Regions from separate parts of the Mus musculus genome. Here regions 1 and 3 are each linked to region 2. Evidence: chromatin loops called from intact Hi-C (ENCODE). Cell type or tissue: heart. All regions are shown on one strand.

Region 1 (8,000 bases), 71 kb after region 2:
ATACACAGACACACATATATACACACACATACACATGCACACACATACGACACACACACACCAAGCCCTGCTGGAACCCAACCTCCCAGCATGACATCTGGGCTTTGCAGTCACACCTCTAGGACATGGTTCCCTTTCTCCACTCTATCTTCAGACTGAGAATCCTGCCACCTTCCTTTCCCTCTCTGAATGTTGGGGTAGACTCGTGAGAAGCTGCTCACAGCTCCTGGAGGTGAGGTGCCAGCCCTCGCCTGCCCTTGTTCAAAGCAGCCAACGTGCTGGAGCGTATGGTGGCTTTGGGATCGGGTACCCTGTACAAGACAGGAGGCCAGAAGCACTTGTAGATGGTCAGTGGTTGTTTGCCAGGTCCTGCCTCCAATGTGACTGTCTATGAAAAGTATTTTTACTAAGCTGGATACAATTTGGCTTGGGGAAAGAAAACAAAAACCTGCAACAGACCCTCTGGCCCTGACCTTGCTTCTGGGGTGTCCCACCGCATTTTCAGAGTATCAAGGATATCGATGCCACTTTGTTCTTATCAGCTGACGATTCCACACAACAGACTTGTTAACATTAACAGGCATTTGCCTATCATTTAATGGTGTTGCTCTTTTACCTGCTCATACAAAGGAGAGAGAGGTTCTGAAGGCGGCTCTGTGGTAGGGAGGTTCTAAGCATCCATCCCCCAGCACATTAAACAGGCAAACAAAATCCCCCAAAACCAGAGGAATGGGGGAGGGGGTCTGAAAACTGTAAGCCTGAAGACCTGAGCTGCAACCCTAGCATACTGCAGCTGCAACCCTAGCATACTGCAGCTGCAACCCTAGCATACTGCAGCTGTAACCCTAGCACTGGGAAAGTGGAGACCAGGGCATCTCTGGGTCTTTCTCAACAGCGGGTCTAGCCAAACCGTGATCTCCACGTGGGGTCAGTGAGAAACCTGCTCCAAAGGAAAGTTAGAAAGTGATAGAGGAAGAAGACACCTGACAGTGACCTTCGGTCTCCACGTGCACAGACACACACACACACACAGTGTGTCTCACACAAACAAAAATGTCAAAGAAATGTATTCCAGAACATGAAGCAATTTCCTGAACATATTAGCCATAGGACAGCAAGGCCCAATGTAAAAATAGGTTGAGCAACCAATTTTGTTAACATCTGTACATGATCCACTTCTGGATAGATATTTCTGATGTTCTACATTTACTCTCTGTGTGTGTGTGTGTGTGTGTGTGTGTGTGTGTACACACATGCAACTGTGACGGTTTTCTCCTGAGCTATATTGCCAGTCCTAGAAGGATAGTTTTGAAAGATGGGTGAGTACCACAGTAAATGCTACTGGGCTTGTCCTCATGGGTAAGAATGGCAAAAGAATGGTAAGAATGCACGCTTGGGAAGACATGTCCTTTCTCAAGTCCACTCACCATGCGTATCTTTACTTTCATCAAACCTTTTCTCCATGGCACTATGAACACATTTTTTTCTTCTAAAAAATGTTTTATTTCCTTGGGACTGGGGTGATAATTCCACGGGTAAAAGTACTTGCCACACAAGTGTGTAGACCAGAGCTTAAACCCCACGATGCTCACAAAAGCAGACGCGTGGTATCTATAATCCCTGAGTTCCTACAGCAGACAGGAGGTGGGGACAGGAGAACCCTTGGAAGCTTGTGGACTAGCATGACATACACCATGTTAAAATCAAGAGACTCTCAAGGAGAAGGTGAAGACCAACACACAGGTTGTCACCTGACCTTCCACACACTCAGCAAACACACACACACACACACACACACACACACACACACAATGCATGCCAAATTATAGAACTGCAAAATTTTAAAGAAAAACTCTAAAACAAACCCCAACACTAACACTTTCAAGGATACCAAGTTTCTAGTACTTTTGAGACCCAGGGCAGCAAGGAAGCAATAATAGCGTCCTGCACTGGGGACAATTCTGACAAGCCCCTGGCCCAGATCATAGCTCTAGACTCCTTCCTCTCAGACAAATGGTCAGAGCGCAGAGAAAGGACATAAAACTGTTTGGTGGGAGCTTGTTTCCTATTAAACAAAAATCTAAGTTCTCTAAAAGAGCAATAAAGCTTTCAGAGAGTCCACAGCAGGAGGTCGGACACAAGCAGGCAGCCACAGATGTGATACTTTGTTGTTTAATCAAATACAAAGTACAAGTCTTAAACCTCCAGATTCATTCAAGGATAACCACATCTTTTCTTGTGCACATCTGCAGAAGGTATCCAGACGCCCCAATCTTTCCATCTAGAAAAAAAAGGGCTCCCAACTCCTCTCCCACAAATGAGTTCCAGAAACACTGCCCAGCGCCTGCCAGGCAGACACAGTCCAGGTGCTCAATGTGGCTCCAACAAACTCTTCTATCTGGCCAGCCAACTGGCACATGCATGCACACGCACATACATGCACACACATGCACACACTCGAACACACACGCACACACACTCACTGATTCCCTGAGCTCTCTGGCCCTCCTGCCTACCTATTAATTTCAATGTTCTGAAGGTGCCATTCCCTACCTGGGTACCTACTGGGGCTCCTGCAGCAGAATGACTCATGAAAGTAGCCCACAATCTGGCAATTTACTCTGAATTAAGCCAAAGACCATAATCATTGGTGTTTAGAGAGGTCACGCTAAGTTTAATTTCTAAGTTACTAATGTATGATATCATAGCACCAAACAAGCATTTTCTTCTTCTCGGTCTGAAAGGGGGTTTGTTTTTAAGCTCTCCCAGCCTGCAAGAGCATTGCTAAAGCACTCCTAACTTTGCCAGACACCAACCTGGCATCTGCCATTAAGAGAAACATGTCAGAAGCACGCACAGCACACAGACACACACATGGACAGACAGACAGACACACACACACACACACACACACACACACACACTGGGAAGGTTTAGAGCATGAATAAATGCAGATCTGCCGCCACCAGTAAGACACCACATCCAAGGCTTTCATGAACTGTGGCCAAGCAGCTAGGAGATCAGCTCAGGTCTGAGAGACTTGGGGTTCTTTTTCCTTCTAATGCACAAAAGGTAGTATACCATCTCCTAGAACACAGGGAAGATACACTTGCTGACACCTCTGAGAGAGCAGTCCCCATGCCCAAAGCTGCCCAGCCATACCCACTCCCACCCCCACCCACCGGCGGGCGAGCAGGCAGAGCCCACAAGAGCATTGGTCAGGCATGGCTCTGACCTAGGCAAGCTTTCACATTTAAGACTGCTGAAAAAACATTCCTGCTTGGACTCTTAACTTCAGAGAAGGCAGAACTCTTGACAGAAAGTGAAACCCAACCCCCACCCCACCACCAAAAGCTTCTGAGGGGAAAGAAGCCAAGGATAAAAGAGATGGGAGGGGCCAAGCCCTCCAGGGCCCTCAGCGCTTCTAAACTCACCCTGGGAATCTCTACAGGATAAATATCACAAAGCAAGCCACCCTCCCCATCACATGAACACAGCCAAATTCCTCTGAGTAAAGGTCAACAGGAAATGACCTGAAGAGACCTTTGACCTTAATCGTGTTGGTTTAAGGATTACTGAAGCAAGATTACTGGGGGAAAGAAAGCCACAAAACGTATGTAGACTAGATTATAACTGAAAAAGGAAACACTGTAAAAAAAATTAATTAAGGAGAGTGCAGGATGTTTATAATAAGGAGGTGGAGAGCAGATATGGGAACTAACTTCTGCTCCATTCCTCTGTGAACCTAAAGCTACTCATAAAAATAAAAAATAAAAAGAGACATCATCTATTTTTAAAACTTTAAGGAAAGAAGTTAAATAAGGCAGGCAGGAAGGAGAAAGCAGTCTGGGCTCAGAGCTCGGTGCGACTGTGCACCCTGCCTGATTACTTCATCTTTTTAATCATTTCACAGTGGCTTTATTGGTTTTGCATTTAAAAAGAAATAACTGAGTCTGGTGTGGTAACACACACCTGCAATCCCAGCAATTTAGGAAGCTGAGGCAGGAGGATGACAGAGTTGAGGCCAGCCCAGGCTACATAAGGAGACCCTATCTCGAACAACAGAGCCAGGTGTGGTGACACAAGGGTGTCATCTTACCGCTCAGCTCTGGATCTCATGTTCTTACTTAGGGAGACACAGTGTGACTTGGGAATTGCTATTCTGGATGTACCTGAGCCCCCGCTTCAGACTTAGGGATCACTCTCCACCTCAGAAGTCGGCACATCCCACTTCATGGATGGAAATTTTACACCCCTCAATTTCCAAGCCACACAGAGAATTCCTTGACCTAACCACCTGACGAAGACTCTACCCCTCCCCCAAGCATGCTTGAACAAGAGGAAGAAGGAGGAGAAGGAGGAGGAGGAGGAGGAGGAGGAGGAGGAGGAGAAGGAGGAGGAGCAGGAGGAGGAAGAGGAGGAGGAGGAGGAGCAGGAGGAGGAGAAGGAGGAGGAGCAGGAGGAGGAGAAGGAGGAGGAGGAGGAGGAGGAGGAGAAGGAGGAGCAGGAGGAGGAGGAGGAGGAGGAGCAGGAGGAGCAGGAGGAGGAGGAGCAGGAGGAGGAGGAGGAGAAGGAGAAGGAGGAGGAGCAGGAGGAGGAAGAGGAGGAGGAGGAGCAGGAGGAGGAGAAGGAGAAGGAGGAGGAACAGGAGGAGGAGAAGGAGGAGGAGGAGGAGGAGGAGGAGGAGGAGGGATGTCAGTTCCAATGGTACAGAGGGATAAGTTTGCAATACCATGCTCCCTCCATATGCAAAAGTATGTCATCACACTTGATGGCTCAGCCCAGCCCTCTAAGGTGAGATGAGGACCTCTCCAAGAAGCCCAAGTCTTCAAAATTTTTCAGTGGTTCCAGACCAGTAAAGGCTACATAGTGAAACCTTGTCTCAAAAACACAAAACAAACAAAATAAATACTAAAAAATAAAAATACTGATCACAAAGACGCCACAAGTTATTTAGAACCCGTGAGTCTTACTGCAGTGTACAGTATTAAATAGACTACTTTTTTTAGTACGGGTTAAAAACTGCCACTCAGAAATGAAAATTTTCTATCTCCACAGGACCACAGGGACATTCAGAGGGCTGAGTCAGCGTTTGAATCTGTGATCCCTCAGGTGTATGGAAGCCAGTTTCCATGATTGCACCCACTGGGTCTCACCTCTTGGCGCCACACTCTGTCACCTCCCATTGCATTGTGGCTGGCCCTATGACCAAGCACGCTGAGAAAATGGCAGTTTGGGTCTTCCAAGACTAGCTCACAAATGTCACAACAGTTCCTATCAGGGCTTTGCTCCACCACGAGCTCCTATCTACCACCTTGTGGTAATGACCACCCTGCCCATGGAGCCCCCTTGAGATTTGTTCCTTGGAAAGGGATCTTACAGTCCTAGCTGACATCTTTATTGCAAACATTTGAGTCAGAACTCAAGGCTGTCCAAAAGCCACGCCCAGATCCCAGAGTCCTAACCCACAAATACCACAGAGGGCTATTTACTACTGCTTTTACTGCTTTTTTTTTTTTTTTTTTTTTTTTTTTTTTGGGTTTTCGAGACAGGGTTTCTCTGTGTATCCCTGGCTGTCCTGGAACTCACTTTGTAGACCAGGCTGGCCTCGGACTCAGAAATCTGCCTGCCTCTGCCTCCCAAGTGCTGGGATTAAAGGCGTGCACCACCACTGTCCGGCTTTTTACTACTGCTTTCAACCCCTCAAAGTTGTCACAGGGCCATAAACAGTCCCCACAGCTCTGCCCCTCACAGCTCTGCCACCACAGCTCAGCTCCGCCCCCATGCCTCTTCTCCACAGCTACCCATCTTACAGCTTCTTGATAATTTGATTAGCACTGAAAATTTATGTAGGAGCTTACCAAGTCAGTCAAGAAAATTATCCTATACTCCCCTAAGCACCCTCAGGACTGACTTACATGTATTTCCTGCTGACAGAGATACAGTCTGGACTCTGCTTCTACATAGCTTTTAGGGCCCTCCATGCAACCACCAAGCAGCTGCTCCAAGAGGCTTCTCTGCTACACACACCAGGAAACTAAGGCATTGCTCCAGAGAAGCCCCTTTAAAACTTATTTCCTCTGTATTTTTGGTTTTAAAAATAACTGGGAGGTGGTGGTGCATGCCTTCAACCCCACCACTCAAGAGGCAGGGTGGTGCCCAGGGAGTGGCAATATTAGGAGGTGTGGCCCTGCTGGAGGAAGTGTATCACTATAGACGTGGGCTTTAAGACCCTCATCTTTGCTGCCTGGAAGCCAGTCTTCTAGCAGCCTTGAGATGACAAACTCAAGCTGTAGATGTAGAACTCTCAGCTCCTCCTGCACCACTCCTGCCTGGATGCTGCCATGCTCTCTCCTTGATGATACTGGATTGAACCTCTAAAACTGTAAGCCAACCCCAATTAGATATTGTCCTTATAAACATTATCTTGGCCATGGTGTCTGTTCACAGCAGTGAAAGCCTAAGTAAGACACAGATCTCTGTGAGTTTGAGGCAAGCATGGTCTACAGTGCTTCGCAAAGAAACCCTGTCTCAAAAAAAAAAAAAAAGAAAGAAAAAAACCTAACTAATAACCATCTTAGGATACTACTACACACCACTGAAAATGGCTTAAAAACAGCGCTGGCAGTACTAAATGCTGTCAAGGACTAGTAGATATTTGCTCATGAGACGTCAACACTAATGTTTGCATTCACGGTAGCTCTGCGTTTACAGGAAACACTCAGAACTGCCCCACTGGAAACAACCCAATGCCCTTCAGCAGGTGGATGGTCAGACACATCCTGCTGCTCCATGTCATGACACCAGAAATGACCACAAGAAAAGCGAAGCAAGCTTAGACCCTTACTAGACCTAGCAGTTTCTCCCAGACGCTATGCCAGTTCCGAGAGGCTCGTCTCAAAAAGCTGTGCTGTGACTTAGTGCAAGATATTCTGGAAATGACCAGAATACAGTGAATGGGAGATTAACCAACAGTTTGGGACAGCACTGTACACTTAATGAGACAAAAGTCACTCTGATAATATTAATTTAGAGAAGAGTCCCCATTAATTTTAAATATATATACTTTATATATGTATACATACTTCAATTTTTTAAAAAAGCCTCTATAACAGCAATATACTCTTAACCACTGAGCCATTGATGTAGCCCTTATATATATTTTTTGAAGTTTTTTTTTTTTTAAACTATGTCAGGGTTTCTATTCCTGCACAAACATCATGACCAAGAAGCAAGTTGGGGAAGAAAGGGTTTATTCAGCTTACACTTCCATACTGCTGTTCATCACCAAGGAAGTCAGGACTGGAACTCAAGCAGGTCAGGAAGCAGGAGCTGATGCAGAGGCCATGAAGGGATGTTCTTTACTAGCTTGCTTCCCCTGGCTTGCTCAGCCTGCTCTCTTATAGAACCAAGACTACCAGCCCAGAGATGGCACCACCCATAAGGGGCCTTTCCCCCTTGATCACTAATTGAGAAAATGCCTTACAGCTGGATCTCATGGAGGCATTTCCCCAACTGAAGCTCCTTATTCTGTGATAACTCCAGCTGTGTCAAGTTGACACAAAACTAGCCAGTATACTATATCATCCTAGCTAGCCTGGAAAACTGTATATAGACCAAACTAGCCTCAAACCCAGAGATCTTTCTGCCTATGCCTCCTAAGTGCTAAGACTAAAGGCATGCACCCACTATATACCCCACAATATATCCACTCTTTAAATCACCTGAGGGCTCTCTTGATTTTTCAAATCTTTTCTTTTTATAGTGCTGGTTTTACAAACCTTCATAGGCAAGTTATTCAAACCCATCATTTGTATCTCGGGACTCCATCATCTCCCTAACAATCACCGCTTGTCGTCTTATTCTAGAGGTAGGAGCTCTTATTGTATCATACCCCATGCATATTCCTCCTAAAGTGAGGCTGGTAAAGAGCCCAGATGCAGGAGCTGGGATGTAGACCACCTTGGGGTGTGTGCCTGGAATACATGAGACTCTGGGTT
Region 2 (8,000 bases):
AAAAAGTAAGCACTGCCTTTCATTGATATCCTGAGGCCTGAAGCCAGATCTTGTGCAAAGGCCTGGAACCTCTGATGGTTGGGAGGCTGAGGCAAGACTCTCCCTAAATCAAGGCCTGCCTGGGCAGCTTAGTGAGATGCTGTCTCAAACTAAAAAGTTTAAGAGTGTTTGCGTGGAAGGAGTGCTGGAGTGTTGCTCTGTGGTCATGCACAAGACCCCGAGTCCAATCTCCAGCACCTCAGAAAATAGGAAATAAGAGCATTGAAGGACTGCTGTAAACGTTGCGTCGTACCTAACACATAATCCCTTCGTTACGAACCAGATGCACGCAGTGGTCTCCACGACTGTTCTATCAAACGGGATGATCTCTGAGCATGTGAGTCACTTTTTGGTGGGTGAGCTGGCAGAATGGGAGAGAGACCGAGTTCTTAAGAAGGAATCCAAGAGCCTATTGGGACCTGTTGTGCTTAGAGACAGAACAGCCTTGTTTATTCCAACTACAGGTTCCAAAACCTGGAGAGAGAGAGGGAGTTAGGACATACTGTTTTACCCTCTCTATCCTATCTCTGCGGCAACACTCAGTGTCCCGCTAAGGGACAGAGTTATCAGATCCAGGCATCAAGGGAATCCTGGTGAGAAGAGAAGGATGAGAATGGCTAGGCTCATGTGTTATCACCAAAACCGTGCCGGTCTGCTGTTCCCAGCAAGCCACAGTTCTGACCAAACACTGTCAACCAAGAGGAGCTGCCCAAAGCCACCTTTTACAGGCAAGCAGCATCCATGAGCACATTATGTATGTGCTGTTGCTTGATGGTATTTTCAACACCATCTTTATACAGTGTGTTCACTGGTAGCAAATCCTTCCACCTCGCAGTTAAGCACACGAGCATGTATACACTTGAGAGCGCGCTTCCCGATGAAAACTTGTGAATTAAGAGAAAATCCAAAATAATAAGCTTCTACCATGAGAAGAAATATAAATTGTATATTCTCTCAGCACTTCCTCCACTCCTTCGGAAATGTTTTGAGCGCTAACAGATTATAAGCATCTTCATTCATAACAATGGCTCTAATTTGCATCTTCTGCTTACACACGAGTACTTCTGATGTTATGTGAACAGCATCCTTCCATCAGCCTCTCCAAACAGACTGTGCTTGGCCCCACTCCCAAGGAGTTGGATTCTAGTGGTTTGGGGTGGAGTCCAAGGGTTTGCATTTCTTTCTAACCAGCTCTCAGGTGACTTTCTGAACAGGCCAACTATGAACACATCCATAGAAGAAGAAATCCATGTGGCGGATTTTCCTCACAGCCCACAATGGACAATGCCTCCATTCTATTCGTGGTGGCTGCCATCTCCAATTGACTCTAAAGATGTGGAGTTTCATAGTCCCAGCAGATATCAGACTAGCTACTATGAACAAGTTTAGTACCAAAATCTACTAACAATATGGGACGGGGGAGGGCAGATAACATATCTTCTAATGATATTATATATATAAAACATGTTGTTTTTAGGGGTGCTGGGTACCTCATGCATACCAGGCAAGTACCTGACCACAGTGCTACACTCCAAGCCTAGGCATAATCATATAATAATGTTTTCAACTACTGTTGAAAGCAAAGGTCCAACTCGGCAGGATAAGGTCTACAGAGGCACTGCTGGGAATTGCAGAGATTCTCATTATATGGGGGAAACTATTGAAAAAAATCTTCAGACCAGCAGCCCCAAGGTGCTAAGGGCTTAGGGAGAAGCAGAGAAGCTGTGAAGGAGAGGGAACACTGGAGCAAGAAGGTCCAAGAGGAAGCCCCGCCCACAAATTACAATCACCAACCAACAGGAGCAAGAAGACCAAAGTGGAAGCCCCTCCCACAAACTCCAATCACACAAGAGCAAGAAGATCCAAAATGAAGACCCGCCCACAAACTCAAATCTCCAGCCACAAGAGCAAGAAGGCCCAAGCAGAAGCACTGCCCACAAACCAGCCATGACTGCTCTCCGCTTCTTTCCAGGAATCACAAAGACAGGCTTTCTCAGCTCATTATGCCATGCTGGCAAATCCCAAAGGTGCAGAGCTAGATGACCTCAGCTTTAAAGCACCCCAGGCCCCAAGCACCAAGTCCTCCTCCTCCAGGGGGTGAGAGCAAAATGGCCGGCTCAAGTTAGCATTCGTTCCATGCCCAGGTTTCTACACAGAAAAGGATGAGCTCCTCCTGAAGTCCTGCAGTCCTAGAAGTCTCTTCTTCGCCTGGTCATAGACTTCTTTGTGTCTAGCATCACCCCAAAATTCAGAATATCAAACTGGACACCAGGTCTTTGGAGCTCTGATTTGCCCTGAATACAACTGCTTGTGTACCATGCTGCTATGTGCAGTTGTTAGGCCCCCCCTCTCCCAAGACAAATGAGGGGAAACAGCCCCACCTTCAAGGCGACCTTCTGTTTTAAGAGAAAAACAGGTAAAGTCTACCTCTGTCAAAAAACCAGGACCACACACAAACACACACACACACACACACACACACACACACACACACACACACGCACGCACGCGTGCGCGCGCGCACAGGGAAACCCTGTGTGCTCCCTAAACTAGAAGTGGCTCCCCAAGAACTGGTAGACAATGGGTGCAGCTACCACAGGAAGGCATGAGGAAGGGTCCAAGGGGTGGGATGCCAGGGACCAGGGCCCTAAAGCTGACTGCTGAGAGACCTCAAGCTTGGCCATCTCTTTCTGTTCAGAAAGGAGACAAAGTCTCTCAACCCCAACACACAAATCTGAACAGGAGAGCCAGCCCCCATCCCACACACCCCCACTCCCACCCCCACAACCCCAAGAAACAAACTCGTGTTCTGACTTCTCCCTCCCCGGAGTCACATTCCTCTGGAATCCCACACAGCCTGAGTCTCACCCATCGCATGCAACTAAAATTACAACTTCTTGTTATTTTGAAGGAAGACTGCCAAGTAATTAGGACTCACATTTTTAAAACAGAGGATCAAGTAAGTATGGCTACACACTCATACTTCCCTTACTCTGCGAATTGCAAAAAGGACACGTGTTATCAGACACGCTCCTCTGTTGGGCCTGTTTCAGCCACTCCACCCTTGTCCGCCCATCCCCCAAAGAAGTCTCCCTAGGGCGGTGTAACAGCATCCAGTAGGGTAACTGGACTTGAAGAACAAGCAGACACACAGAAGGGGTCCTCCCTTGTTTCAGTCAGAACCAGCCTGGAAATGGGTGCTGGATGTAGGAGGTTAGCCCCAGGTGCTGGGAAGTCTACTGTGTAAGAAGGGGAGAGCATGCATGAGCTTGCTTCAGCCCGAGAGCAGAGATGGTGCTGGTGTGAAGAGAGGCTGTGAAGAAAGGCAATGAGGGGTCAGTGGTGCCTGGAAGAAGCCGGTGGTGGACAATAGTTACTCGCTCTGTGTGTGCAGGTGCATGTGTGCATGCGTAGATCTATAGGCCAGAGGACAACCTCAAGTGCTGTTTCACCTTAAAAACAACAACAACAAACAAACAAAGGACCCAGGGCAGGAGAGATGGCTCAGCAGTTAAAGATACGCACCGATCTTCTGGGGCCCCTCAGTTTGCGGCTCAGTTCCCAGCACCCACACGGTGACTTACAAGTCACTGCCCATGAGTCAGTGCCAGAGGATCTAACATCCTCATCTGACCTCTACACACACACAGGTACAGATGTGCTATACATGCATACATGCAGGCAAAGCATCCATGCACATAAGATACATCAAAAAGAAAAACTTAATAGAACTGATTTTTATTACATTACTTTCTGTGTGAGGTGTGTGACGTGCATGTGTGTGCACAAGCACATATTTTTTGTTGTTGCCTTGTACTTTAGGGGATTCAGTCTTCTTCCCCTCCATGGGTTTCAAGGACTGAACATGGATCTTGAAGCTTGGTTGCAAGCCCCTCTCCCTGCTGTGACATCCATCTCACTGGCTCAGCCTTATTCTTTGAGACTGGACCTCACACTAGCCTGGAACTCACAGATTAAGCTGGACTGGCTTGCCAGAGCCCCAGGGGGGGTCTGTCTGTCTCCACCTCCCCTGAACGGTATGGCAAGAACAGACCAGCACTCAGGGCTTTCCAGAGTGGGTTCTGGGAACCAAACTCAGATTCTCATGCTGGCACTATGGCATTACAGACACTGACTGAGCTATCTAGGCCCCCGTACTCATTACTAAACCAAAACTCATTCCCATCTTCAGCTCCACCCCTCTCCGTCTGCTCCCCCCCCCTCCCCCCCCCCGTGCTGCTGTGGCTTGCTAGCGACTCATGGGACCCGTAAGACAAGGTAAATGTAAGGGCTCAAATCCCACCCAATTCTGCAACTTCCCAGCCAAGTGCTTCACTGACATGAAAAGGGGCATTTATGGCAAATTTAGTAGTAATTATTATAGCTATAAGCTGATCAGCACTCACCACCAACAACAACTTACTACCCCATTCCTCCACCCACCCCACTCCCCCCCCACTCCACTATCCTACCCCTCCCCCTCCACCCCCAACTACACGTCCTAACTAAACCCTGTGTGGGGTGTTTGGGGAGGAACAGTTCAATTAGGCTCAACCCACAGGGGCCTCTCACAGGCAAAGCACTAAACGAATGACTGCATACTATAGCTTTTCCTTATAGCCAAGAAATTTCCTATAGGGCCCCAAGGCTGTGTAAATAGATCCTGCTTCTGCCTCCTGGGTGCTGAGATTAAAGGTGTGTGCCCTCACACTTGGCTTTAATACATCTTCTACATTAGCTCCCAGCCACTCTATTTCTGCCCTGATGCCTGTGTATCTAACTTACTGGCTCTGAGGCTGAGCCAACTGAAGAGGAGGGCCCACCCACCTCACAAGTCTCAGAAACACCTTCAGTGTTTACATGCCTTCCTTCCCAGGAACTTCAAACTATTCCTTTCTAGTTCCCTGTCTTCTCTCAGACTCCCAATGAGTAGTACTCTGTTGATAAAAGCATTAATGTGTATATAATTCCCCTCGAGGGGAGTGTTAGTACATGTTACCCTTTGTGGGATTCACTTTCCATTGTCTAGGTCTTCTCGTGAATTCTTTTTAACGTTTTTACACAGTGTGTGTGTGTGTGTGTGTGTGTGTGTGTGTGTGTCTTGGGACAGCACCATGATGTCTGTGGAAATTAAAAGATGACTTGTGGGCTAACAAGATGGCTCAGCAGTTAAAGATGCTTATCACCAAGCCTGATGCCTGAGTTCAATTCCTGCGGTAAGAACGGACTTCCCACAAGCTGACCTCTGACCTCCACCTAATAGATACTGCTCACATACACAATAATTAAGAAAGACGGCCTGTGGGAGTGGGTTCTCTCCTCCACCATGTGTGTCCCAGGGACAGAACTCAGGCCGTCTGGCTGCACAGCCAGAACGCTACTCACTGAGCCATACCGGTAACCAGTCCTTAATGCACCATCTCCCACACAGTCTCACAGCATCCGTCTCATCAGACACGCACCTCTCTGGCTAAATTCATTCCTAATTATCTGTTTCAACTTTGAAATTTCTCACATCTGTACGATCATCCCAAGTATGCATGACAACTGATTTTTATTTATTTCCTTTAGGCACTTTTGCAAATTATTTTTGCTTCCTAAACGATGGAAAAGATTTCTTTTTTTTTTTAGGTATGTAAATAGCTTTGAAAATACAAATAATTTGGTCTTTGCATTTCTTATTAAGGAAGTCAAACCCTTGGCGTTAACAGTGACTGTCAGCTCACTGGAGAATGGTCATAAAGCTGGCTGGCTTTCGTGAGATGGCTTTAGTGGTTCACTGTCCAGTTGAGCATCTGCTGCTGCTGGACTTTGGCCATTAGTCTTCATCCTGTTTAAGTCACTTCCATCTGCTCTTGTTTGCTCTTTTTGGCATGGCCAAAAACATTAAGCTTTTTAAAATTAACTACTGTCTCCCACACAGACACTTAATTTACTTTATCATTCTGATCTGAAAGCTCCCCTGACTTCCTTCTGTACCTTCCCTGCACTCATGGATCGGTCTTCTTCATGTGTTTTCAAAACATGCTCCTTATCTGTAGTTTGGGGGAAGGAGCATTCCTTTTGGTTTTGTTTCTCAGACAGAGACTTGCTATATAGTCCAGGCTGGCTTTGAACTCACAATCCTCCTATGTCTGGCTCCTGAATACTGGCTCACAAGCATGGACTCAAACTTCCTAGTATTTTACTAACATTGTGGCTCCTAAATTCGTCAGGAGATCTTCCATGCCCATGGCATCGATTGAGTTTGTGGTTATATTATGCTCATAATAATATAGAAAATATCTGTTCTCTAAAGATTGCCTATAAAACTATACAGGCTCTTGAGCAAATGAATGTGGGTGAACTCACCCTAGAGAAATGAAAGGATTAGCTGATAAGAATTTATATACATGGCTGTTTTGTGCTGGCATGAAAACCTGGAAATATCTCAAATGTCTATCAACAGAAAATAAATTGAATAAATTATGGCTTCTCTAAACTATGAGTTACTATGTAGCTATTAACGAGAATTAGATTGCTATCTAGGGATCTGGAAAGATGTCTATAATATGTTGGTAATGAAAAGAATCCACAGAGACATGCACACATTTACATGCATGGGCTGCGCAGTCTGATACAGAGAATGTCCATTCTGCTGTGGGAAGGGAGAGTATTGTATTTGAAGGAAGAAATTTTTCCAAAAGAATGGCATGAACATACATCAAATTCTTACAATAATTACCTCAGAATGATGGAACTACAAATAGCTTCTCCTTTCCATAATTAAGAGTCTCGAATGAGGGGGCTGGAGAGACAGCTCAGAGATTAAAGGTACTGGCTGCTCTTCCAGAGGACCTGGGTTCGATTCCCAGCACCTACCTAACAGCTCACAACTGGCTGTAACTCCTGTTCCAGGGGATCTGACACCCTCACACAGACATACATACAGTCAAAACACCAATGCACATTAAATAAATAAACAAAATTTTTAAAGAAGGGTGTTACTGAATCATATTTAAAAGTCAGTGCAGTAGAAGGTCTGTGTCTCTTAAAAACAAAACAAAACCTGATTTTAAGAGCGTGAGGGTGGTAAGCAACAAGCAATCACGCCCTCACAGCTGACTTTCCCTCCTCTAGAGTGAACCCCCTTTTTCTTACACCAGTGTGTCCTCTAAGGATCTGGTCTTTCTGGTCAAGAATGCCTAGAGACCTCCATCTATCCCTGTGTTTTTTTTCTCTCTATGGTCAAGTCTCTTCCCTTTCTGGTTTAATACCCACACATAGCCTCTTACTTTACCAAGGTACTGCTCCTGGTTCCACCCACAGTTTCTAAGAACTGATTCTAGTCTAAGCACCAAGGAGAAGCAGGGAGGTGAGAGGAACTAGTGGGTAATGTTCACTGAGCACTGATGCCCTGCTGAGGAAATCCAGCTGCAGGACTCAGCCAGGATGCTGGTACCAAGGCAGGCTTGAAGGATGAAAACCAAAGTCTTATATCCCGCTTCTCCCGAGCGGGGAAAGAGATCCTCACCAGAAGGCAGATGATTTACACACGGCTAGAAAAGAACAGCTCATTTCCCCGAAATGATCACCTTCTACTTGTTGCAGGGGAAACATGAGAACTTTCCAAAACTCCCTGAGCCACATGGGCTGCTCTGCTGGGGAGAAACGGCGGAGCGGGCCCACAGTGCAAAGCACTGGCACACGCAGTTCCTCCGTTTCTTTGGACACAAGACGTCAGCATCCCAGATGATTCCGCAGGTAGCAGTAATTTTTAGAGTTGAAAAAAAATGTTAAAATACCTCTTAAAAACTCAAAATGTCAGGTTGGAGAGATGCTCAGTGGTTAAGGGTGCTTGCTGATCCTCCAGAGGACTTGAGTTCAGTTCCCAGCCACACATGTTTACAGACGGTAAATAACAGTCTGTAAAGCCAGGTCCAGGGGATCTGAAGTCCATGGCCTCCAGGGGAATTGTATTC
Region 3 (8,000 bases), 53 kb before region 2:
AGGGAGGGGAGGACCGGGAGAGGGTGGAAGAGGAGGGTGAAGGAAAATCTGAATGAAGCCTGTTACTATATACAGACAACAACAAAACAAATCCCAACTCCAAGTCCTAAGGGTTCCATCCTCAAACATTTGTCTCCAAACCAGAATGAGCATAAGCAATGACCTCACCCCATATAACCCTTCCTGGAGGTCTTCCACCCTTTCCATGAGCCCCAAAACAACATTCAAAGTACAATATTAACAGCTTTACTGGAGAACACTCTATGCTCTGTAAAGTGCAATCACTGGATATACACAATTATTTTTTGAAAGTAGTTCAAGCACCCCCCACCCCCTCCCACCTCCTCCCACCCTCCCCCACCTCCCCATCCCCCCACCCCCCCGAGGCCAGGTGCAAAGATATTTGTTGGCCCTGGGCCATTCTGAACATACTACTATTCCCTCCTGAGGCCCAGATAACTACCTGTCTGCCTTTGGCCTCTACATCTCAGGGGTTTCTAAGAATACTTCCTACTAAAACAGCCAACCAACAGGACTCGTTCACATCTGATTCCCTTAAAAGTGTTATTACCTTGTGTTTTAGAATCCCATACAAGAGTGCAGTGCTTATATCATATCCTTCAATTTCTCCATCCCTTTCTCTGCTCCCACATGCCCAGTGACTCCCCACTCTTTTTCAAATTCAAGACCTTTGAGCCAGGCGTGGTGGTGCACACCTTTAATCCCAGCACTAGGGAGGCAGAGGCAGGTGGATTTCTGAGTTCGAGGCCAGCCTGGTCTACAAAGTGAGTCCAGGACAGCCAGGACTGCACAGAGAAACCCTGTCTCAAAAAACCAAAAAAAAAAAAAAAATCAAGACCTTTAAAAAAAATAACTTACATACAGTATACCTATGTATATACAGATATGACCAGCTGGGTCCCTTTAGTGTTGCTCATATGTGCATATGTGTAAGGCAGAGCACTATGCCTGGATAACCTATCTGGAGGTCCATGCCCACAGAAGACTAATACTCACTCTCTCAGCAGCCACTGATCGTAGCCTTTTACCTAGGGTTGGCATCTTCCCTCATGGGTACTGGCATGTCAACTAGTGTTGTCTTTACATAGGCCTCATTTGGGCAACCATCTCGTTGAGATCTCAAAGCTTCTCTCCCTTACCGTGCTTCTGAGGGTTCGGGACACTGAGCAGGTCCAACCCATATAAACATATAAACATCACTGTGAATCCCCTTTACAACCCGAGGCCCTGTTCCCCACAAAGCACAGTCAGGAAGACTCTCCCAGGACCCACCCACCGCCACCTACAAGTTAGAAGAATCCAGATCCCAACTCTGTTCCTGGGACCAAGGATCTTCACACTGGGGCTTGCCTCGCACCTGGTTCTGTCCTGAGACAGATACCAGTCATGCCCAGAAAAATAGCTACAGAGATCTGCCCACCTGCCCGGGCTGCTCTCCCTGGCCAAGGGGTAATATCACCTCGACCCCATCCCCTCAAGTATCCCTTAACTGACAACTGGATTTCATTTTCTCGGTGATGGAATCTAAGCCTCTCCAGCTTGCCTCTCCTCTGCACGTTCACTATGCTCCAGGGAAAAATTCTCTAACATGGAGGCTGTGGGTGTGTTCATGGATGGAGGGATATGGTAACTAGCACTCAGAAGACTGATCACCATCAGGAAGGGCTACCATGGCGCTCATCTGTGCCACACAGGGTGCCTTGCCCTCGGAGGGAGGACTGCTGACCGTCTTTGTCTTTCAGATCCTCAATGCTTCAGGACCGAGGATGGCAAAAGAGATAGGAGATGAAACAAAGGGGAAGATGAAGGAATGAGTGAGATTCGGATCCTCCCACAGTGGCAGCTTCATCCCACACCTAGGTACAGGCCATGGCATCTCCAATGGTGAAGGCTAATTCCTCTTCTTGTCCTCATTAGACTTAATCATGGCTTTCTAGTCAAGGAGAGTAACAGTCACATGGCTGTCGGGATTTTTCTGCCAAGGTGTGGCGTTTGACTCAGAGAAAGTGACTCTCTACTTCCTTCCTCACTACAGGGGAGGTAAGGAAGGTTGGGGGGTGGGTCTGCGTAAAGGGTCAAACTTAAGGTGTTTCTACAACAAGTCCTCCTTAAAAGCAATCCAGCAGTAAGTAAAAGGAATTGCCTGTGAATATTAATGGCCATAGCCCTGCAGATCTGTCTGGTTTGTAAAATCCGGTCACTCTAATTAATGAGGTTGCTCCAGGCTTCCTCTCTCTACCCTGCCCCCTGCTTGGAGGACGGCCTTCCTTTGTGCTTTGTAGAGAGGTCTGGGCCACATGCAGCCAACTGCGTGAGTGCGTGTGTACCTGGGAATAAACAAACAATAAAAACATCTGTTTCTTTTTTTATATCTTTCTGTGTGTGCTCATGCTTGTCTGTGTGGCAGGCACAGTGCATGAGTGTGTCACGGAGTGCTTGTGGAGAACAGAGGATGACCTCCGGGTCCATGCTGCCCACACCACACCAGCGGGCCACACCCACGTGCTTCTGAGATCTCTTCTGTTGCCTCCTCTCATCTTAGAGAAGGAACATGGAGACCGCAGATGGGCGCATGCCCAGGGATCCAAACCCAGTCTTTGTGCTTACAAAGCAGCGAGAGCTTCACCCACTGAGAGATCTCCAAGGCCCAACACCTGCTCTTCAGGAGCAATTATTATCCCTGTACGTGTCACTGCTGGGCTTGCTTAAGGCAAGAGAGCTCCAGTCACCTTCTCTGGTTCCCCAGCTCCCTTAGGCTTTTGACCCTAGAGAGGTTAAATGATGGTTCATGTTTACCAACAATGTGGTAGGACCTCACTGTCAAAGACCAACAAATACCAGGAAAACACTAAAACAAGAGAGGAAAATGGGCCACATACTAACCTGCCTTGGAAACATACCACCTCACAATGAGATTGGGCTTTGGCCTAGGCCCACTGCGGCAACCTCGCCTCATGAAGCCATCACCTTCCTGCAGGTTCCATTAATACAGTAAATGGTGTTAGGATTGATGCACAAGGCAGAGAAAACCCTGCACGCCCAGCAGAGGAAAGGAAGTGCATTTAGGTGGTTGGAGCTACTACTGCCTACCCCAGCTCCCTCTAGCCTGGGGTCAGTGTCATCTCCATATTGCTGACTTCTGGGGTCTGTGGTTCTCGGTGGCCAACTGTGTTACACACTGTAGGGTCTTCCTACCAGATGTCACTAGAAGACCAAAATGGTTTCCAGGCGTTGCTAAGTATCCCCTCAGTGCAAGATGGCACCAAGGTGCAGACTACTGGTATACACACCAACTTCAGAACTGTGATCTCAGGTATGGGAAGACAGGTCAAGGGCTGTCACTTAGGAGGCACTAACAGACTCCCTACAACAGTAGCTTTCTAAGGTCATTGAACACAGAAGTCGGAAATACTAGTGCAAGACGACAGTATTGGCGTCTCTCCTCAGGACTTAAGTGATCAACAGTGCCTTTCAAAGAAATGGCGAAATGGGAAGTGCTTCAGCCTACTCTTCAGCTAAATGATAAGATTACTAAGGGATCTACCTGGAGAAGGGGCACTGAAGAATTCCAGAGTGTTCTCCATGTTTAGAACGCACGTGTATGCTCACAGACACAGTGCTGTCGAACAGGACACATCCTTAGAAGTCAACCTATTTGAAAAGCACCTGACACACACATCCTGTGTGCTACATAACAACAGGGTCCAAAGCACCTGCCTGCCTCCTTCCACTGCTTCCAGAGCAGCCATGAAAACTCAGTGTACGGACTCAACTCCTCCGTGACTGGAAAGGCAGTGGTTCCACGCCTTTGGTTCAGGACTCTGAGCAAATGCGGCCAGCAAACAACGCAGGGGCAAGCCTGATGCCATCCACAGGCTACAAAGCCAGCTGAGGCCAACAGCATAGCCAACCCTCCTCTCACCTCTAAGACCTAGTGTGGCAGGAAAGTAGGGAAGGAGGCAAGAGCAAGGTTGGTCCTAGATTGCATAACTGAAAACTTCTGAAGTCAAACTCGCAAGTGTATCACTGGAGCAAAGGCTTTCACGTAGTTCTTTCGGGTTCAGACCATTTTGTCAAAATGTTGTTCACCTTTAGCAGTTATTCTGCTACTCAGGATCATAACTCTGTGAGCAAGGCTCAAGGCTTCCGAGTCTTCAACAGACAAAGCCAGGGAAGAAAGAATTTGAATGTACAATGTCAAAGCTGTTACTTCAGTGAGAGGCCCCTCTTCTCACCCTCACCTGCTGGGCGCCATCTCTGAAATGGAGCCAGCTGGAGCATGCTTTCATGTTTCCTGGCTGGGGACCGACTTGCTCTCTGTGCCTGGCAGAGGTGCTGTGCAAACATGGAATTGAGAAGGGCTGCATTCAGCCGAGGTCAGTATTAATAGGATGTCTAAGGCAGAGAAAAATAGACACCAAAACTTATCACAATGACTACCTCTGCATGGCAGAACTTTTTTCCTCTTTCAAGTTTGTATGAGCTCAAAAGGTTTCCTTTCACAGGGAATGCAATGCTTTCTTTGCCAGAACTCAAACCAATTTAATAGCTTTATTTTTTAATAATCACTATTTCATCATGGGACTGCAATGCCCAGGGCTCTCTCAGTGTAAATCCTTCCCACCCTTCTGCCCCTCCAGGTAGAGGGCTCTCTGCAGCATGCCCCTGCATGTGCAGCGACACCACTTAGACTCTGCAGCTCTGCTCAGCTATGAGCCTGCAGAGCCCAGCTCACTTACGGATTACTTCCTGTTTCCACATTCGGTCAGGAAGCTTGCCGAAGCTCATCTACATCATTACCCGAGCCCATCTGATAGGACGACAAACGCTCCTTCCTGTTGCTCATGGCTCCCTCAATGCTGGGTACTGTGTTCAACTCTTCCTGTATAGTGCACAGGCTTCATAACCAAGGGATTTGTAAGAACATGGAGGAAGCGAGTGTCTGCGTGAAGGAGCGCAGTGTCAACTGCTGTAGTTGTCAATTAATGGCACAGGTTCCTTGCTGCCACCCCAATGTTCTGGGTTCCCAAATGAAAGACACACACACACACACACACACACACACACACGCACACACACAGGGGGGAGGGAGGGAGAGAGAGAGAGAGAGAGAGAGAGAGAGAGAGAGAGAGAGAGAGAAAGTGTCTTATATTGAAATATGCCTTAAACAGATCAATGGCTCGGCCACTTCCAAACCTCCACATAGCTGACGCCTGCCCTCCAATATTCCTGAGTTATTACTGACTAAAATCTGTATTCCATCTTTGCTACCCTAGACCCAGCAAGGGGTGGGATAGGGGTTTTGCTTGATTGAAGTGCTCTCTCTCCTGCACCTCTCAGGCCTGGTCTTTACTCCTTTCCCAGCATGGCAGCTCTACCTTCTTCTTCTTCCTCCATTCTTTGCCTGGGAATCCTAAAGTCTGTCTCTCTGCCCAACCATTGGCTAGCGGCAAGTCTATCTACCAACCAAAACCAACTGGGGGCAGGGACCCTCAGCATCTTACCTGCAGATTCTTGGGCAATTTTGGGAGAACACAATTAACATAATACGAGCGTTAGACCAAGATCCACAACAGTCAACACATAGTGTAAGCACAAACAAGGACTTCCTGTGTTCCTGGCAAGGGCTGGCAGACAGGGCACAGAGCAGCTGGAACACAGGAAAGACACCCTGGGTCCAACTGAAGGCTTGGTCCTCACCAAACCATACAAGCAGGTGCTGGAGAGAAACCACCCAGGGGGAGCCAGGCTCTGTGTGAGCAAGGAGCCACATCATCAGAACACACAGTAGAGGACACAGAGAGTGACACGGAGGCATGGGGCCCCAGGCAAGGCAAAGAAAAAGCCATGGCCTCTTCACTTTTCCCAGGTAAACCAGGGATAACCAGACTTCCCACTGTGCTACTTCAGTGGATTAAGTGCTTGACACGTGGGTGTGAGACAGAGTTCAGATCCCCAAAGCTGATCCCCATCCCATGCAGGGTGTGTGTGTGTGTGTATGTGTGCTTGTGGAAGTCCAGTGCTTGCTAGGCTGGGATGGGAGGCCACAGAGCAAGCTGGCTAGCTGTACTGGCAAGCTCTGGGTTCAGGTGAGAAACATTGCCTCAATCAATAAGACAGAAAGTGATAGGGGATGATAACTGACACCAGCCTAGGTAGGGCCTCCATAAGTGTGTATGGGCATGTATACTCTCTCTCACACACACACACATATATGTGAACATGGATATATACATGCATGCAGAACCCCCAAAATATTTTAATTAAAAAATTAAAATATTGTAGGAGGCTTAGTTAGAGAGAGAATGTTCACAAAATTCCTATCCCTAGTGTACATGATAGTGCTCAAAACCAAGAATCCTACCCAACCAGGACCACTCTGCTATCCTGTGTGGGGCTCAGGGCCTTCGCAAGCCTCGCACAGCCGTCCACGGCCCTGCACAGCCATCATGGGAAGTCTAAGCTGGTTTTCCTTGGTTAAGATATGCCTTGTGATTTATTAGCTGCCACTCCACTGTGCTCATCCATCAAGGCTGCAATGCACATTGGGTCTCAGGTGATGCAGAGGCGAGGGGCCTTTGTCATGGAGTACGGCAAGCTGAGTTCCATTCCTGAGGACCCAGATGTTGGAAAGAGAGGACATACTTACAAAGCTTGTCCTATGCCTTCCATATGCACCACGGCATGTCACCTGTCACCCCAAATAAATAAATGCAAAGAATTTTACATGTAAACTATTGGCCAGCTGGTTACAGGTTACTCTAGAAACCCACCCTGGTAGAGACCTACTACAACATAGAGAGTGATGGAAGACCATGCAGGGGCCCCCTGGAGGGGCAGAGTTTGGTGGCAGTGTGTGCCCAGCATGTGTGAGGCTTTGGGGTTCAGTCTCAGCTTTGCCACCACACTGTACACCCAAATTTAAACATCAATTACAATATTCTTGCTTATCTTGTTCTTTGGGATACTGAGTCTCACGAAGCCCAGGCTGGTCATGTGAGCTCCCTCTGAAAGGAAGGATGACCCTGAACTTACAGGTGAGTGCCACCAAGCAGGACCTAAAATAGCATTTAATATTCTCTTTCTTGGAGCTTGGTGACAGGATACAGAAGCCCTTTGAGAATTTGGGCAAAGGCAGGTGCCCCCTTTAGCTGTACACATTACCTCAATTTTGCTAAAATCCCAGAGAGTTCAGAAACACCACCCTCCATCTTCCTCCCCACTGTACCGGTAATACTTGAGAGAGAACCAGGAAGCTTTTCTTATGAAGCCATTTAAAATTAGAACAGCCTGACATGCTAAAATTATTGTATACAGCTGGTTGCAGCTGCAGTAAGTGTCTTTCTTTCCACCCCAGGTTGTTTCGAAATTCCAAACGACTAACTGGTCTGAGCAAAAGCCTGGGAAGAGCATGCATCCAGAACTCGGTCCAAAATGCCTGCTGTTTCACCAAATAATTAAGCCATGACTTCATCTCCATCACACACCTGCAGCATAATTGCTTCACAAAACCACGCACAGATGGCTGTTGAGAGCGGCAAGTCCACATAATGAAAGTCGGAGGGCGTTATTTGGACAAGGTTCTGGACCTGCAGAACTCCTGCCCCGGGCAAACATATCCACTAATTAACTGCGGTGGGTTTATTGTGCTGCAAGAGAGACTGGAAGACTGGATTTCAGTCCCTCCTCATAGGGAACCCGCAACAACCCGCAGGGCGACTGGCCAGTTCTCTAAATAATAAATGACACACCAGGGTCCTCATTCTGACTTGGACTCATAGGAGGGTGACAAATGGAGATTCATCTGCTGTCATTTAAAAGCCATCGTTTGAAAAATCATTTAAATCAGCATCATTTGAAGTCATTTAAATCACTTTGCTGCTGGGGGTGGGGTGGGGAAATGCTTTACAGTTTACAAGCACTTTAATGGAGCTCAGGAGCTCAGAAGGGAAGGCAGCAAGTGCTGTGTGTACGCTATG

Evidence for each region. A loop is a pair of places that touch in the nucleus more often than their neighbours do. Peaks named below come from ENCODE experiments on the same cell type or tissue, not always from the same donor. Only the 100,000 strongest peaks of a DNase experiment are listed, where the experiment ranks them.
Region 1: a loop joins it to region 2, with 2.1 times the contacts of the local background. A loop is called at or near these places in 4 of 42 quality-filtered maps.
Region 3: it touches region 2 in a loop (1.9-fold over the local background); 2 of 42 quality-filtered maps call a loop at or near these places.

What each region holds. Positions count from the first base shown.
Region 1 is chr14:121,048,630-121,056,629 of GRCm38, reverse strand. The region is part of intron 1 of Farp1 (FERM, RhoGEF (Arhgef) and pleckstrin domain protein 1 (chondrocyte-derived)); the gene reads right to left. Among named protein-coding and RNA genes, the nearest start is that of Farp1, 17 kb to the right of the region's middle. In heart, no CTCF peak of the experiment used is centred here; a DNase peak (open chromatin) is centred at 3,399; H3K4me3 peaks cover 841 bases; H3K27ac peaks cover 3,173 bases.
Region 2 is chr14:121,119,707-121,127,706 of GRCm38, reverse strand. All of the region lies in intron 2 of Farp1 (FERM, RhoGEF (Arhgef) and pleckstrin domain protein 1 (chondrocyte-derived)), which reads right to left. Among named protein-coding and RNA genes, the nearest start is that of Farp1, 88 kb to the right of the region's middle. In heart, no CTCF peak of the experiment used is centred here; DNase peaks (open chromatin) are centred at 3,106 and 5,816; H3K27ac peaks cover 375 bases.
Region 3 is chr14:121,172,361-121,180,360 of GRCm38, reverse strand. All of the region lies in intron 2 of Farp1 (FERM, RhoGEF (Arhgef) and pleckstrin domain protein 1 (chondrocyte-derived)), which reads right to left. Among named protein-coding and RNA genes, the nearest start is that of B930095G15Rik, 72 kb to the left of the region's middle. In heart, no CTCF peak of the experiment used is centred here; DNase peaks (open chromatin) are centred at 4,820 and 7,490; H3K27ac peaks cover 423 bases.